Linked DNA regions of Homo sapiens: region 1 is linked to region 2. A link is a contact called in ENCODE Hi-C or POLR2A ChIA-PET data. All regions are on one chromosome and are shown on one strand. The core of a region is the stretch at or near the end of the contact, and the rest is flanking DNA. Distances in the headings are between cores, read along the strand shown.

Region 1 (7,436 bases), core at 2,036-4,535, 84 kb after region 2:
TTTAAAACCATGCTGTAGGATTATTAATCTGCAAGCAGTATCCAGGGGTAATTGGAAAGGAGAGAGCCTGGATTCAAGGAGGCCATGGTGGGATGGGATTGGAAGGAAATTGTTTCAGTCTTAGAAGCCTTAGATTTCCAGATAACCAGGTTCTGTGCCCATAGACTGTGATGCCTCCAAAGAGCAGGTTTCTAGCAAAGGTAATTTAGAAAACAACTTGGTAACAGATGGGGAAGACAGCTGGGGCCTGGATAGATACTGCCAGGAGAGCAGGAGTGGGGGCCATGCACAGGGAACCTTATGGCCACTATGGAGTTGTTGTATGAGGTTGCTGATGGTTTGGTCACGAGGGCTCAGGCATCAGAGAAACTGGACAGTCAGTGTTTTTCCTCCGCATGTTATTCAGAATATTTCTGATGTTGGCTTTTGAAACTAAAACACAGGGCCCAGGATAATGTTACAATAATCCAGCATTCGATGATCAAGGCCTGGAGTGGCTGGCTGGCTGACTGGGAGTACAAAAAATAAAGGAAGGAATATGAGAAACATTCTGTTGCAAACACAATAGACCGAATACTGATTATATTTCAGGGTAGAGAGAAACAGAGGACCAGAAAGCTATAAGGAAGCCAGCATGGTGTGTGGGAGGCTGTGGTCTCTGCCTGTTGCCCCTCTGTCGGTTCATCCTCATCACAGGATTCTCTCCCACCATTCATGCATGAACTCTAATCTGGCCTGTTAAATGGAAGACCGGTGGAGTTAATGTAGTGGAGCTGTGGCAGCAGGAACAAACGTACAAAAAGCAGGCAGAGCAGCCACAAACATTTGTTCTCATTCTAGCCTTTGGCTTAAAGATGAGCTTCATTCTCTTAAGAACTAATAAATGTCCAGGGTGTTTTATTTCTGAATCTTGGGCTCCTGGAAGGAGAGTGATTTGAAGCCAATGCTTTTGGTCTAAATTGTTCAGCCGTGAGCTCGGCCCAGTATTAACTTCCTAGTCCCAGTTCTTCTGACTCTTTTTATTTCCCTGTCTCTTGTAGAAAACTTTACCCCTGCCCCAGGTTTTTCCTCATGTAGTGATTTTACAACCTTTTTTGGAACAAATAAACAAACATCTGGAATCATGTGGCACATTTAATTAAAAAGTTTGCATTTGGCCAGAAATGGTAAAATCATGAAAAATGGCCTGTCGGTGAGCTCAAGAAGGCCAAATGATGACGTTGTTGGCTGCAAACGGACTGAAATTGAGGGAAGTGAACACCTGCTCAGCTCGGCCTGCCGTCCTCCAGCTTCCTCCTCCAGCCATTAATATTTACAGCAGTTTCTTTATCCATTCTAATGAAATTTTTTGGTTGGGGCTGGTCTGGGGAGAGGGCTGTTACTTTTCCAATAACCTTGGATTTGTTGTGATGTGTGTACTTTATAAAGGGTGTGGTATTGGGCTTTTTGGGCTTTTCATTTCCCTTGCTCAGAATTCCATATGCTTCAGGTCACTGCAGGGGCCTGTTGCTGTTTCTTCAATCAGTCACTCAACCATGGTTTTCATGAGAGCCGTAACATGTGGAACCCTGCACCAGGGCATGTAGGAGATGAAAAAGAAGCTGTGGGCTCTGCCTTCAGGAATCCTACAGTCTAATTGGAGACAAGGTCCTATGCAGAGAAAGCAGAGGCCAAGCTAGATGGAAGAGTGCAGAGAAGGGAGGGATCTGTGATGATAGAAAGATTGGGAGGTGGCCTTGGATGAAGGTGAGAACTGAGTTGAAAGAACTTTCCCTGCGTGAGTTCCAAGTGTGAAAGGATTTAGGAAGAGATCAAGTTGTGGATTCTTGTCTAGTTTCTGGTCATAATCTAGGTGAAAGTAGGGGGTGGATCATTTAAAGCAAGAATTAGATATGATTATTCTACATTTCCAGTTAGCTTCTCCTTTGCAAGACATAGCTAGGGTGAAGTAAAATTTAAGTTTTGTTTGCAAATTAGGATAAAACATTAAGATGATCTGGCTTTGCAGAGTGTAGTGCTCTCATATGTCTCCCACATGAGGATTTATACCGAGGATGAGATTATTCTTAGGACAAAGTGAGAAGTTTTTCTTGTTGCACAGAATACAAGGGAAGTAGCCAGGTGCTGCAAATATAGTAAGCACTGTTTAGGTTAGATCCAAAGGAAGTATGAACCCATAGGTATCTGAGACATGTCTCACAATAAATTTAGAAAGTTTATTTTGCAAAGACTTAAGGATGCGCCTGTGACACAGCCTCAGGAGGTCCTAATGACATGTGCCCAAGGTGGTCTGGGTATGGCATGGTTTTATACATTTTAGGAAGACATGAGACATCAATCAAATACATGTAAGATATACATTGGTTTGGTCCAGAAAGGCAGATAACTTTAAGTGGGGGGAGCTTCCAGGTTATAGGTAGATTTAAAATTTTTCTGATTGGCAATTGGTTGAAAGAGTTGTCAATAGAAAGGAACAGCTGGGTGATATAAGAGGTTGTAGAAACCAAGGCATTATCATGCAGATGAAGCCTACAGGTAGCAGGCTTCAGAGAGAATAGATTGTAAATATTTCTTATCAGACTTAAGGTCTATGTTGATGTTAAATGCTGGTTGGCTTTTCCTGAATTCCAACAGGGAGGAGGGCATAATGAGGCATGTCCAACCCACCCCCGACTTTCCATCATAGCCTGAATCAGTTTTTCAGGTTAACTTTGGAGTGCCCTGGCCAACAGGAGGGAGTCTATTAAGATAGTTGAGGGAGGCTTAGAATTTTATTTTTGGTTTACAGAAGGATGAGTATTGTTTTGAACTAGGGTGTGGATTGGCAAGGGAGATAGAGAAATCACCATTCCCCAAGGCCTTTTACTGAAGGACATGCTCATCTCTCTTTGAGGTAGCCTGAAGGAAGTGAAATGAAACTTAAACAATTTTCAAATCCTGACTGGATGTAATCCTGGGTTCTCTATGTCAGTGCTGGTTCAGCTTTTTCATAAAATGAAATCAGGGTTTCACCTTGACCCTCCTGGACTTGTGCAAGCACAGGGAGATACAGGATCATGCTGGACGGAGCATAACTTCAGTTGCCAGAGGAGTTCTTAGTCCTCAGCTCTTTATTATTCTTGTGCATCTGTTTCCTTAAATACTCTCTGCAGAAGCATTAGCATGAAAATAAAAGAGTACAGCAACTTGGAATTTTCCATTTGTAGCTTCCTTAGTCTGTGGGGTCAAAGTTCTGTCCTCAGGGATGCTAATGCAAACTCTGTGTGCTGTTCCAGGGCAAATGTTTCTCAACTAAATGACAAGAGGGGGTGGGGAGCCAGGGAAATAATGCAGTGCTAATTCCCAAACACAGACTGCCCAGAGGTCCCAATTTAAATTGCTGCTTCCCCAACTCTATTCCCACCCTCCCCCAAAGGAAAAAAAAATATCCTGTGTTGTTAGGACAGACATCTGTGTGAGAGCAATAAAACAGTCTTCTCCCTTGTGGATTAGCTCTTTATTCCTTTATTTATCTTGCTATACCTCATCAGTTTATCCTAAATCAAGGAGAGTCAAAGAGGATAAGATGCAGTCCCTTTTTTGTTTTTGATTAAGGAAACCCATACAACCATCCTCCTACACAAATTTCTTTTCTCAAGAGATAGCTTTCCTTGTTATGTCTAATTTCTCCCCACCCCCCTTTTTTTAATCTGCCTCCTTGGAAACTCTCTGGAACTTTTATTTCATATAATGTTCAAATCAGAAAATGAAACTCCTCCAGAGACAGGTTAGATAGGGCAGTGAATGTTGGCATGTCTGCATGATTCTAAAGTACAAGGGGAACTAGGATAGCAGACTTAACATATTCCATAGCCTCCATTTCTTCTTCCAAATCCCTGGAAGTTTATTAATTCATTCAAGAGATATCTATAGAGCATGTTCTATGTGTCAAGCCCTGTTCAAAACATTAGAGATAGAGCTGTGCATAAAGTGGGCAAACATTTCTGCCTTCAAAGAGCTTATGTTCTAGTCAGAGAGAGGATCTATAACTAAGATAAAAATAAAACCACCACATGGTATATCGGTACTAAGATGAAAACGACAGCAGATCAAGGGCATGAGAGAGTATGTGTTGGCAATTTAAGATCTGACAGCCAGAGAAGTCACCACTGAGAAGATGATGGTGGAGTAAAGACCTGGGGAGGTGAGGCATGGAACCCTGAGAATGTCTGAGAGAAAAGTGGTCCAGGCTGAGGAAGGAGCAAGTGCAAGGCCCTGAGGTGGGAGCGTGCTCCTGGCATACATGAAGCACAACCAAGAGGTCAGTGTGGCTGGAGTTAGTAATCTAGGGGGAGAGTGGTAGATGAAGCCAGAACAATACCAGGGGCTAGAACTTGTAGCCCATTGTTAAATGTTAAACCCAGGAGCATTAAAATTTTAAAGAATTTATTTGAGCAGATGGTGATTCATGAATCAGGCAGCACTAGATTGCACGTGGTTCAGGGCTCCACCAAGAGGGTGTGAGGGAATATTTTTTATAAGGTGTTTGTGGAAGCCAAGACAAAGAAATTATTTGATTGGTTAAAGTGGAAAGTCCCAGTTAGAAGTTAGTTAGTGGTTTCTTGTTGGTTAAGCTTAAGTTTCATTTTACTGCTTACATTGACTTGGGTTTTGGTTTGCTTATGTAGGAATCCAAAGTGCTGGAACCATCTCAGCCTAATGGCTTCCTGATAGATTATTTTAACACTGTTTACTGTGACTAAGACAGGAAGCTATTTCAAGGCAGAAGAAATAATAGAAATGCTGTTACCCTTCTCCTTATAGAAAAAAAAAAAAACAATTCCCAAATGAATAACTAACTGGAAAAGAAAGAAAGGGTACTGCTTTTGATCAGAAACTATAGATTTCCTGCAAGATCACAGCCCAAAACAAATGCAACAGAGTTTCAAAATGCAGAACCAAGACCCAGCAGGGTGGCATATACCTACAAGCTCAGATATACCTGACGTAGGAGGACTGCTTGAATCCAGGAGTTTGAGACTGTAGTGTTGAGTGATTGAGCCTGTGAATAGCCATTGTATTCCAGCCGGGGCAGCATAGTGAGACACAGTCTCATAAATAAATAAATAAATAAATAAATAAATAAATAATAAATAAATGGATGTAGAACTAGCTTCAGGAGTTCTCTAAGCACAGAGAAAGCTACTGGGGGCCTCATAGCAGGCAATAATTTGGGCTTCCTCAGTGGGTACAGCCACATGGGTCACATTGTCTGTATACTTCTCTCCATCCTTAGTTTAGGCATCAAGTAACAGAGCTATCTCTAAGCCAGGGCAGTAAGTATGAGTGATTGGATCAGAAAAATAAGATGGCAAGAGTTGGTACAAATGTATTAAGTCATAATAAATGAGAATGAACTAGACTAAAAGACAGAGCACTACCAGATTTGGTTAAAAAAAAATGTAAAATAAAATACTTTTTCAAGAGGTGCATGTAATAAAATGACATAGAAAACTTGAAAATACTGGAATTAAAGGACAGAAATACTGGATACCTGCTAACACAAAATCCAGGAAGAGCAATGTTAATATTAGACAAAATAAGACTCAAGATGATTACTGAAATGACAAAGAGGGTTATTTTGTATAACTATGAAGATATAATGGGAATCTAAAACAATCATGAATCTTAATGTACCCAATGACATGGCTTTGAAATTCATAAAGCAGAAACTTCTAGAAATACCAGAAAAAACTAACAAAGTCACCATCATGAAGACTTTAGCACATCTCCTATGAAAATGACAGCTAAATGAATGGACTTTTTACAATACCTTCCTTTTGTTACATGGAAAATAAGGTGATATTCTTTAAAAACCTGTATGAAACAGTCACAAATTGGCTCATATCCACAAACTGGCTCATAAAGAAAAGTGTAACATGCTTCTTTCAAATTAACTGACCATAACTAAGTCAAATTAGAAATTATATTAAAAAAGGAAGACTTCCTTCCCCCTCCTTCCAAAAAAAAAAAAAAAAGTAAAAGAGGTAAGAAAAAGAACTATAGACTACAGAATTAGAAATAAATGAAGTTTTGGGTTTATGAGGAAATAGTATACAGTATACTTTAAGAGTAAATGGAAGTGATAACACTGTAGTATATTAAAAACTGTGGGATATACCAAAAGTCTAATTAAAGGATTTTTCCTCCTTAGAAACATAAACTGTAAAACAAGGAATAGAAGATAAAAATATATGAACTATGTTTTCATATATCCTAATTAAAAAACCAAGCAAACCTAATGACACATGGAAGGACTTAATAAAATAAAAACAATGTACAATATACTTTATCAACAATACCAACAGATATTTAAGAAAAAGGTGAGCCTAGCAGATCAAAGTAAGAAAAAATAGAGATTGACATTTAACATTAGGAATAATGAGACAAAAAAAACCCCACAAAGCTATTGAGCTTCATATTGATAAATCTGAAAATCTAAGTAAAACAAGTAATTTTAAGGCAATTATAGTTACCAGTGCTGTCTCAAGAAGAAATATAAGTCTAAACAGAGAAAAAAATAAGATGATAAAAGAAACTTTAAAAATAACCATATAGCCCTCAAAGAGAAGTAGCATCTCATCTTTTATAATTTATTCCAGAAAATAAAAAATATGGAAAATTACTCTTTTTCTCTTACTAGGAATCCATAACTGACCCTAAGCAATGTGAGAAAACATGAAAATGAAACTCTAGGTCAGTCTCTTTTTCAAATATGAATAAAGGAATCCTCCATGAGAAATTAACAATAAGACTTAGTAATGCATTTAAAAAATAGTACTTCCTGACCAAGTAGGGTTTATCTCAATATTGAAAGGTTAGTTTACTTTTAGAATTTATCAGTAAATGTGTCATATTGGCATATTAAAAAAGAAAATGGGATTATATATAAGGATGATGTTACTAGTTATAAAAAGAGAGGGAGGCCAGGCATGGTGGCTCACGCCTGTAACCCCAACACTTTCGGAGGCCAAGCAGGGTGGATTGTTTGAGCTCAGGAGTTTGAGATCGGCCTGGCCAATATGGCAAAACCTTGTCTCTACTAAAAATACAAAAAATAGCTGGGCATGGTGATGCATGCCTGTAGTCCCAGCTACTTGGGAGGCTGAGGCATGAGGCTCTCTGGAGCCCAGGAGGCGGAGGTTGCAGTGAGCCAAGATCGTGTCACTGCACTCCAGACTAGGTGACAGAGTGAGAACCTGTATCAAAAAAAAAAAAAAAAAAAAAAGAGAGAGAGAGGGAGAAACCTATGAAATTTAACAACCATTTCTGCTAAAATCTCTCAGTAAACACAGAATAGATAGGAACTTCCCTAACTTGATAAAGTGTATCTACCAGAAACCTATAGCAACCTGCATATGAAAGAGGGATTTAAAAAATTTCCATCAAAGTCTCAG
Region 2 (6,952 bases), core at 10-2,509:
TTAGTCTTGTGCCTGGGGGAGGAAGAGCTCCTTTGAACAGTTCTTGTAGATTTCTTTTCCATCAGATGGCAGCTCACAAAACTACTTAATCTTCCCCAAAGGGCTTCTCTCATTGGCCTGCTGAGAAAAACAGCCAAGGAAGAGAGAGTGGGGGAAGACAGGGACAATCCAACAGCAAATCCTAGAAAATAACGCATTGCTTTCAGAGGACGTATGGTCTAAGTCTGGTCACACTGATATCATGACTTAGAAAAGCACACTGTCCATTGAAGGTTATCTCCCGTCGCTTCTTTTTTTTTTTTTTTTTTTTTTTTTTTTTTTTTTTTTGAGACGGAGTCTCGCTCTGTCACCCAGGCCGGACTGCGGACTGCAGTGGCGCAATCTCGGCTCACTGCAAGCTCCGCTTCCCGGGTTCACGCCATTCTCCTGCCTCAGCCTCCCGAGTAGCTGGGACTACAGGCGCCCGCCACCGCGCCCGGCTAATTTTTTGTATTTTTAGTAGAGACGGGGTTTCACCTTGTTAGCCAGGATGGTCTCGATCTCCTGACCTCATGATCCACCCGCCTCGGCCTCCCAAAGTGCTGGGATTACAGGCGTGAGCCACCGCGCCCGGCCCTCCCGTCGCTTCTAAGTATCATGTGGACATTTAGCAACAGCACAAAGCTGACAGTGCTATCATAGCGGTGTGAGTATTCTTCTGTCCTCCAGAGCCATTTCCCACATTTGTCAAGACAAAGGTTGAAGGGGACCGGACAAGGGAAATGGGTCACCCATTCATTCCCATCTGTCAGAGGTTTGCTTTGTCATGATAACATTCAAGGAGCATGTTTATCTATCCCGCTACTGGAGGTTAAGGCAAGGGTAACAAGAAGAGAAGAAACCCTGTTTGAAAAGTTTACAAATCCTGCCGTGAGGGCTGTAAACAGAGTCCAGCCGGTGGTGGAGCGTGTTAAATACTGCCACATTGATAGGGACCTGGTTCCCCGGCACTAGAAATCCACTCATGTAAACAGAGGAACTGTTGCTGTGAATCGGGTCTGTTTTGACTTAAAGTCTAAGAAACACATTGCCTTCAAAGTGAATTCTTAGGTGTCACTTCCCATAAGTTATGGCAGAAGATTACAAAGCTACTGATATAACATATTAGTTTGATGGACAGAATTATACCCCCAACGCTTCCTGCTCTCCCCAATGACGCACACTAACTTAGTGTACTGTGACAGCTGCCTTGATTTACCACCAGTCCGGGAGGCCAACCGGGAGAAGGAACGTTCACATGGACGCAGGGCCTGAGACTGGCCTGGAGCCTAGTTTATAAAGCTGCCCTGTAATTCACCACAAATGTGTCACCATTAAAAGAGGAAAAAAGGATTGCAGATAATAAATACTCTTTAATTTATTAGCTAACAACAAAGAGATCAGAGCCAGTTGTGATGTGATTGTTTGACATAATATTGTCAAGGAAAAAAAAGCTAAGTTGACCAGAGAGGTAAATTACACATTCAAGCAGATGCATCAACTCTTGGCTTGTCATAAGCCCAGCTAAACAAAACACCACACAGAGGGGAGGACTGGCCAAGAGCAGAGCCATTTATCTCTGAAAGAGACATATTCAAGAGCAAGTGAAATAAGACATAGTTCTTTTGGACTTGGTCAGAGGCCAGGTTTTAACTGTTATAAATTAAATGTTTTGTGTATAGGATTTGGCAATTCTAGTTGCCTTTGTCATGGTAGGGAGATGTTAGGTTTTTCTGCCTGTCTTAAACTCATGGTTTGGTCAGCTGGGGTGTGTGTCCTACTGCTAGATATTGGAGGATCACTACCTTTTGGTAATTAGCAGATATTGGGAAGGTTTCTGTATGTGGCTTGTGATAAAATCAGTGGCTTTAGAAAAACTTGTAATCGCCTTCGTTTTCTGCAATTCTTCCTCTACAGTTGTTGAGCAATACTCACACAGGTCACCAGGCAGGAATTCATATTGATATTAGACTCGTGGAACCTGAGGATTGGAAGAAACATTTCATCCCGCATCCCACCCAGGACATGCAGACAGTTGTGTATGAGCGGGGCAACTTCCAGGGAGGCCAGGCATCTGCCGTGTGTTATTGTAACATAGCTCAGAGTCAACCAGTGCTTTCTGGGCTTTTATTTTTATATAAGCGACTGCCCAGCAAAACTCTCCCATCCCTTGCTTGGGAAATTGAGTTTTCAGATCTAAGTGGGTACTTTTGCTTTGTTTTGCATATTATGGGTCTTTGGGTTTAGCCTATTGTTAGAACAGATTTCTGGGTTTTATTCAACAGTCTGGAGGCAAGGATAGAGTCCTGTGGGTAGGTTTAAGGACATTGATTCATGGATCAACATTTTTTTGATGTAGTTAATTGATCTGCTATGAATTGCATCTCATTTATTTTATTTGTTGCAAAGCAATATCATGGGGGATTTTTGTTAGATGTCTTATTGAAATCAATTTATAATGTTTATGGTCTCACTGATCTACCAGCTGAATAACTGTTTCTAAAAGACAGAGCTAGAAGGCAGGGAGGGAGAGAGAGAGAGAGAAAGGGAGTGGAGAAGAGAGGGGGAGAGAGAGAGAGAGAGAGAGATTGATTTGGCCTAGCTCATTCTAGGTAAAAAGATGTACTAGCTCTTAAAAGTTGCTACTATCTTTTCAACGTGCTCATATATCATATATTTAACATAATTTTTTACAATTTTAGTGTCATTATTTTTAGAATCTTCTGTTCCTCCTTTAAAAAATCAACAAAAATATTTGCCCAAATTTGCTTTTTATCTGTATTTTTTCAAATATTAGTAACATTGTTTCCATGAGCAGATCTATAAGAATTTTTTTGTTGTTGCTATTGTAAAATAAGATACTATTTGTATAGGTCTAGACACCAGGCATCTCCTATGTCTCATAAGCTCTCTAGGGCCTCATTCTTCCATTTCTTTTTTCTTTTTTACTTTTCACTCATCAGTCTAGCCCAAGGATATAATTTCATGATGGAGAAAATAATGACAAAACAAGAGCTTAGTTTTAATCATTCTGCCTTTCCTCTGTCATTTGGGATTTCTTTTTTTAACAACCATTTTCCAACAGTAGACTTATTTTCTTCCTTTGAGCATGGTTTTCATAAGTGACTTCTTAAAATCTGAATTCACTAGAATATGCCCCATACAGTTATACTAGTTTGGTTTCTTTCACTGCTTCCCTATCCTCAAGCTTCCCCAACCTTCCTTCCTTGTTGTCAATATTCATAATTATATACTCAGAATTTCACTTTTAGTAGCATCCTTCCTTCTTGAATTTCATGTCCTATTAGGATCAATATCTGTGGAAATTACTATACTATACTATACTATACCATACCATACCATACCATACCATACCATACCATACCATCCTATCCTATCCTATCCTATGCTATGCTATGCTATGCTATGCTATGCTATGCTATGCTATGCTATGCTATGCTATACTATACTATACTGAAATGCTATAGTCTCTTAAAAATAAAGCAAATCCAATCAAGAGTATTCATATATTTGTGTTCCAAAATATGCAAAGTTATCTCCAATTAGGCACGGTCACTTTCTCCTAGGGGTCTCATATCTTCCATACCACCAATCTTTTTATTTTTTAAGTTTGATCATGTTGGCATTTGTTCTGCTATATAATGTATATTATGTTGCTACTTTTTGAATATGTTCACTAAATGCACTTCTGCCTGATTTTCCTGGTTTCCAAAAAGGATTTTCCCTCTTCACCTCTTCTCCTCTCCTCTCTCTCTATTGGAAATACCTTTCTTTTCAGCAAGGTGTTCTCTTCCACTGTCACATTCTGGGCATGATTACCCACCACCGTGAGTTTAGTTCAAGTTCATTTTATTTTAGAAGTTACGACCGGTTTTATAGGAACAATGTGCCTTTATCATGTCAACTCCATGTTGAAAAACCTTTAGGGCCTCCTCCTCGCATTTGGGTTACAGCCACAAACCCTTAGCCTGGCTTCTGAGGTCCACTTAACCTTGAACTCAATGTACTTTTTTGGCCTAACCTTCCAGACTTTCCCTATTTTCACTCAGCCTTTCAAATCAACTGATCTGCTCATAGCCAGCAACATGATTTGTTCTTTTATTCGTTCACCTCTTTGGGCTTTCCCCCCAGACCTTTTCTAGTTTTCTTAATTAGAAAGTGAGTCACCAAAAAGGTCATTAAAATCAAGTCTTTCATTGCCTTTTGTTTTTTTCTCTATGAAGAATAAAATAATTTTATGGTGCAAAATGAACTTTTGAAGGCTAAGAAAGAACATAAAGTTTGGGCCAACCAAAATTAAAAGTGACTCACAATTAATACTACCAAAGAAGGCAATCTTCCGCTGTCCTTAAGTCAGCAAGGATTTATGAGAGTGCTTGATGATTGTGTGTTGCATTTCCTCTGTTGGAAATGATACCTAGAATTTTAGAAGCATAGATTCTGAAGGATGACTTCATAATAAGGATTTTAGGAGCCCACTGTTACCCATCTCAACCTTGGATGCCTGAAATACACTGACATTCCTACACATGGCTACATATCATTCTTATTATTCAGTCCACAGCCATTGCCAGGATAGATAAAAAGCAACTGTCATTTCACATCAGACCAAGCTAGGAAAGTATATCTTTCCTCAACCAAGAAGATGGAGTATGAACCAGACCACATGGCCCAGTGGATGGGAATTGATAGTGCATACAGTAGCTTTAAAGCAGCATGGAGCAAAATAGATTTAAATCATTCCGAAAGAAATAAATCCTAACAATGGATACATTGTGCTGAATGAAATGAAGCTCACAAAAGAATTGATTAGGAAGTATACCAAATGGAATAAAATGTAGCAGAAAGGCACATATTAGAGAGAATAAAATATGTTTCAGTCTGAAGGGGATTTAATTTACTAAGATACAACTGACCAGCTATAAAGCAGATGAATAACATATGTAGTCAAGTCAAATGGACATTCAATGGAAATAGGTTTATATAGATCAATGGCATCATGTGACCAGTTTCATTCTTCTAATTCTATGGCTCATTGTGTAATATCTTTAGCTCTCTCAAGAAAATCTGAGGCTTTTCCTGAATCCTGAAAGAGGGAACTCACCTTAAAGGAGTGTATGATTAATTGGAAATAGGTTATTGTTTGTTGGCTTGTCTTGGTCCAGAGAACCATAATAATTTTCTGGAATTAGAAGGATTTTACAGTAAATTGCAATAGAGTATCACAGTGAAGACTATTTAAGCACTTTTTCCTCCAATGTTAAGTTAGTTCTACTGGTCACTGTGCTGAAATACTTAGAGCCATCAATGGTCTTCATTTCTCTTTCTAGGAAACTTGGAAATTTTAGGTCAATATTGAAATTATCTTGCTGGGAATTTTCTCCCACATGCAAACATATTCATTAAACACTCTGTTGTGCTTCAGTCGGAGTCCTTTGGAGAATGTAATTCTCAACATGAATGAAGCTTATTTCCAGCGTTATTCACAGTGGCATATCAAGGGCAGGGGGGAAGACAGTGGTCTGCTCCAGGTACAGACAATGAGGGGATGCATTGTTTGTAGAAAGTTTTAAAACAATAATAAAACCAACTAAAATTTTGTGTATATTCTGTTATCACCATGAACTGGCAATTCAGGCAATTAAAGTGATAAAAATACTCATCTCTGGAAAAAAGCTGTCAATCTAAGTTCTAAGTAATTGCCAGGAGTTCTGTTGTATTTTAAAATAATGACTATTATTGTTAATATTTATTACATTTTAACACACTTAAAAGTTTATCTTTTAAGACACATCGTATTCTATATGGAGTTACTCTGGGGAACTCCTAGCTCTCCAGGAAGCCTTAGCATACATGAACTTAGCTGTAAATTCACAGTGGTTTGGAATATTAGAGATCACATCACAGTCAGTGTCTCTAAAACCTTGGTAGCATATATTTCTGCATTTGAACAATATATTTGAACTAGGCAGTCGTAGAAAAATGATTGAGAGATAAAGAAACAGGTCTTGAGTTAGTTCTGTCATTCAATGAGACTACTTGGAGCATTTACTTGTTTTTAATATTTAAAACAATAAAATAAAATACAAACCATGAAGTGTACTATTTTGTCTTTGGTAAGTGCAAATTTAAGTTTATGCATGAAGATCTCTAATATATTTGAATAATAGCTTTACATTAAAAATTTAATTTTCTTTTTAATTGTTAATTATTTCAAAACAAAAGCAAATTAAAAAAATAATAATTACTAATTACGTGCTTATAACTGAAAAGAATTTTGTTTTATGGAGGAAGGGGTATTAATAATTATCTGCTCTGGGTATCAAATATGCTAGCTATGGCACTGGGTATTTTCTTTTTCTTTTTTTTTTTTTTGAGACAAAGTCTCACTCTTGTTGCCCAGGCTGGAGTGCAATGGCATGATCTCAGCTCACTGCAACCTCTGGCTCCCAGGTTTAAGCAATTCTCCTGCCTCAGCCTCCTGAGTAGCTGGGATTACAGGCACCCACCACCACACCTGGCTAATTTTTGTATTTTTAGTAGAGACGGAGTTTCACCATGTTGGCCAGGCTGGTCTCGAACTCCTGACCTCAGGTGATCCACCTACCTCAGCCTCCCAAAGTGCTGGGATTACAGGTGTGAGCCACGGCACCTGGCCAGCACTGGGTATTTTTATTTTTATTTTGGTTACAGATGATAAAACAATTCAAATTGCTGAAAAAATATGTAATTTAATACTTTATCAATTTCCTTTTATCTTGCAACAAACCACCTCGAAATTTAATGGCTTAAAATAAGAGTTATATATAAGGTCACAGTCCTGTGGGTTGGCTGGGTGCTTCTTATCTGGACTGACTTGGTTGGGGCTGGATGGTCACAAATGGCCTCACATGTCTGGGGCTCAGTTGAGATG

Evidence for each region. Hi-C counts contacts between places; a loop is a spot of excess contacts on that map. ChIA-PET counts read pairs that join two places held with the same protein, here RNA polymerase II (POLR2A). Pooled maps may share reads with other maps.
Region 1: a loop to region 2 is called in a map of transverse colon, with 2.7 times the contacts of the local background. The contact joins two enhancer-like sites. A Hi-C loop is called at or near these places in 2 of 168 maps with a recorded cell type or tissue (sigmoid colon and transverse colon) and 1 of 50 pooled maps. POLR2A ChIA-PET finds 5 or more read pairs at or near these places in 1 of 52 experiments (IMR-90).

Annotation. Positions count from the first base shown.
Region 1 is chr10:76,333,271-76,340,706 of GRCh38, forward strand. The region is part of intron 6 of LRMDA (leucine rich melanocyte differentiation associated); the gene reads left to right. Among named protein-coding and RNA genes, the nearest start is that of KCNMA1-AS1, 550 kb to the right of the region's middle. RefSeq lists a silencer at 2,961-3,255. Within about 2 kb of position 3,286, at least 5 of the 41 ENCODE cell types and tissues checked have a DNase peak (open chromatin) inside an H3K27ac peak, as active enhancers do; they include transverse colon, where a contact is called at or near this core.
Region 2 is chr10:76,250,937-76,257,888 of GRCh38, forward strand. The region is part of intron 5 of LRMDA (leucine rich melanocyte differentiation associated); the gene reads left to right. Among named protein-coding and RNA genes, the nearest start is that of KCNMA1-AS1, 630 kb to the right of the region's middle. RefSeq lists a silencer at 1,035-1,329. Within about 2 kb of position 1,260, at least 6 of the 41 ENCODE cell types and tissues checked have a DNase peak (open chromatin) inside an H3K27ac peak, as active enhancers do; they include transverse colon, where a contact is called at or near this core.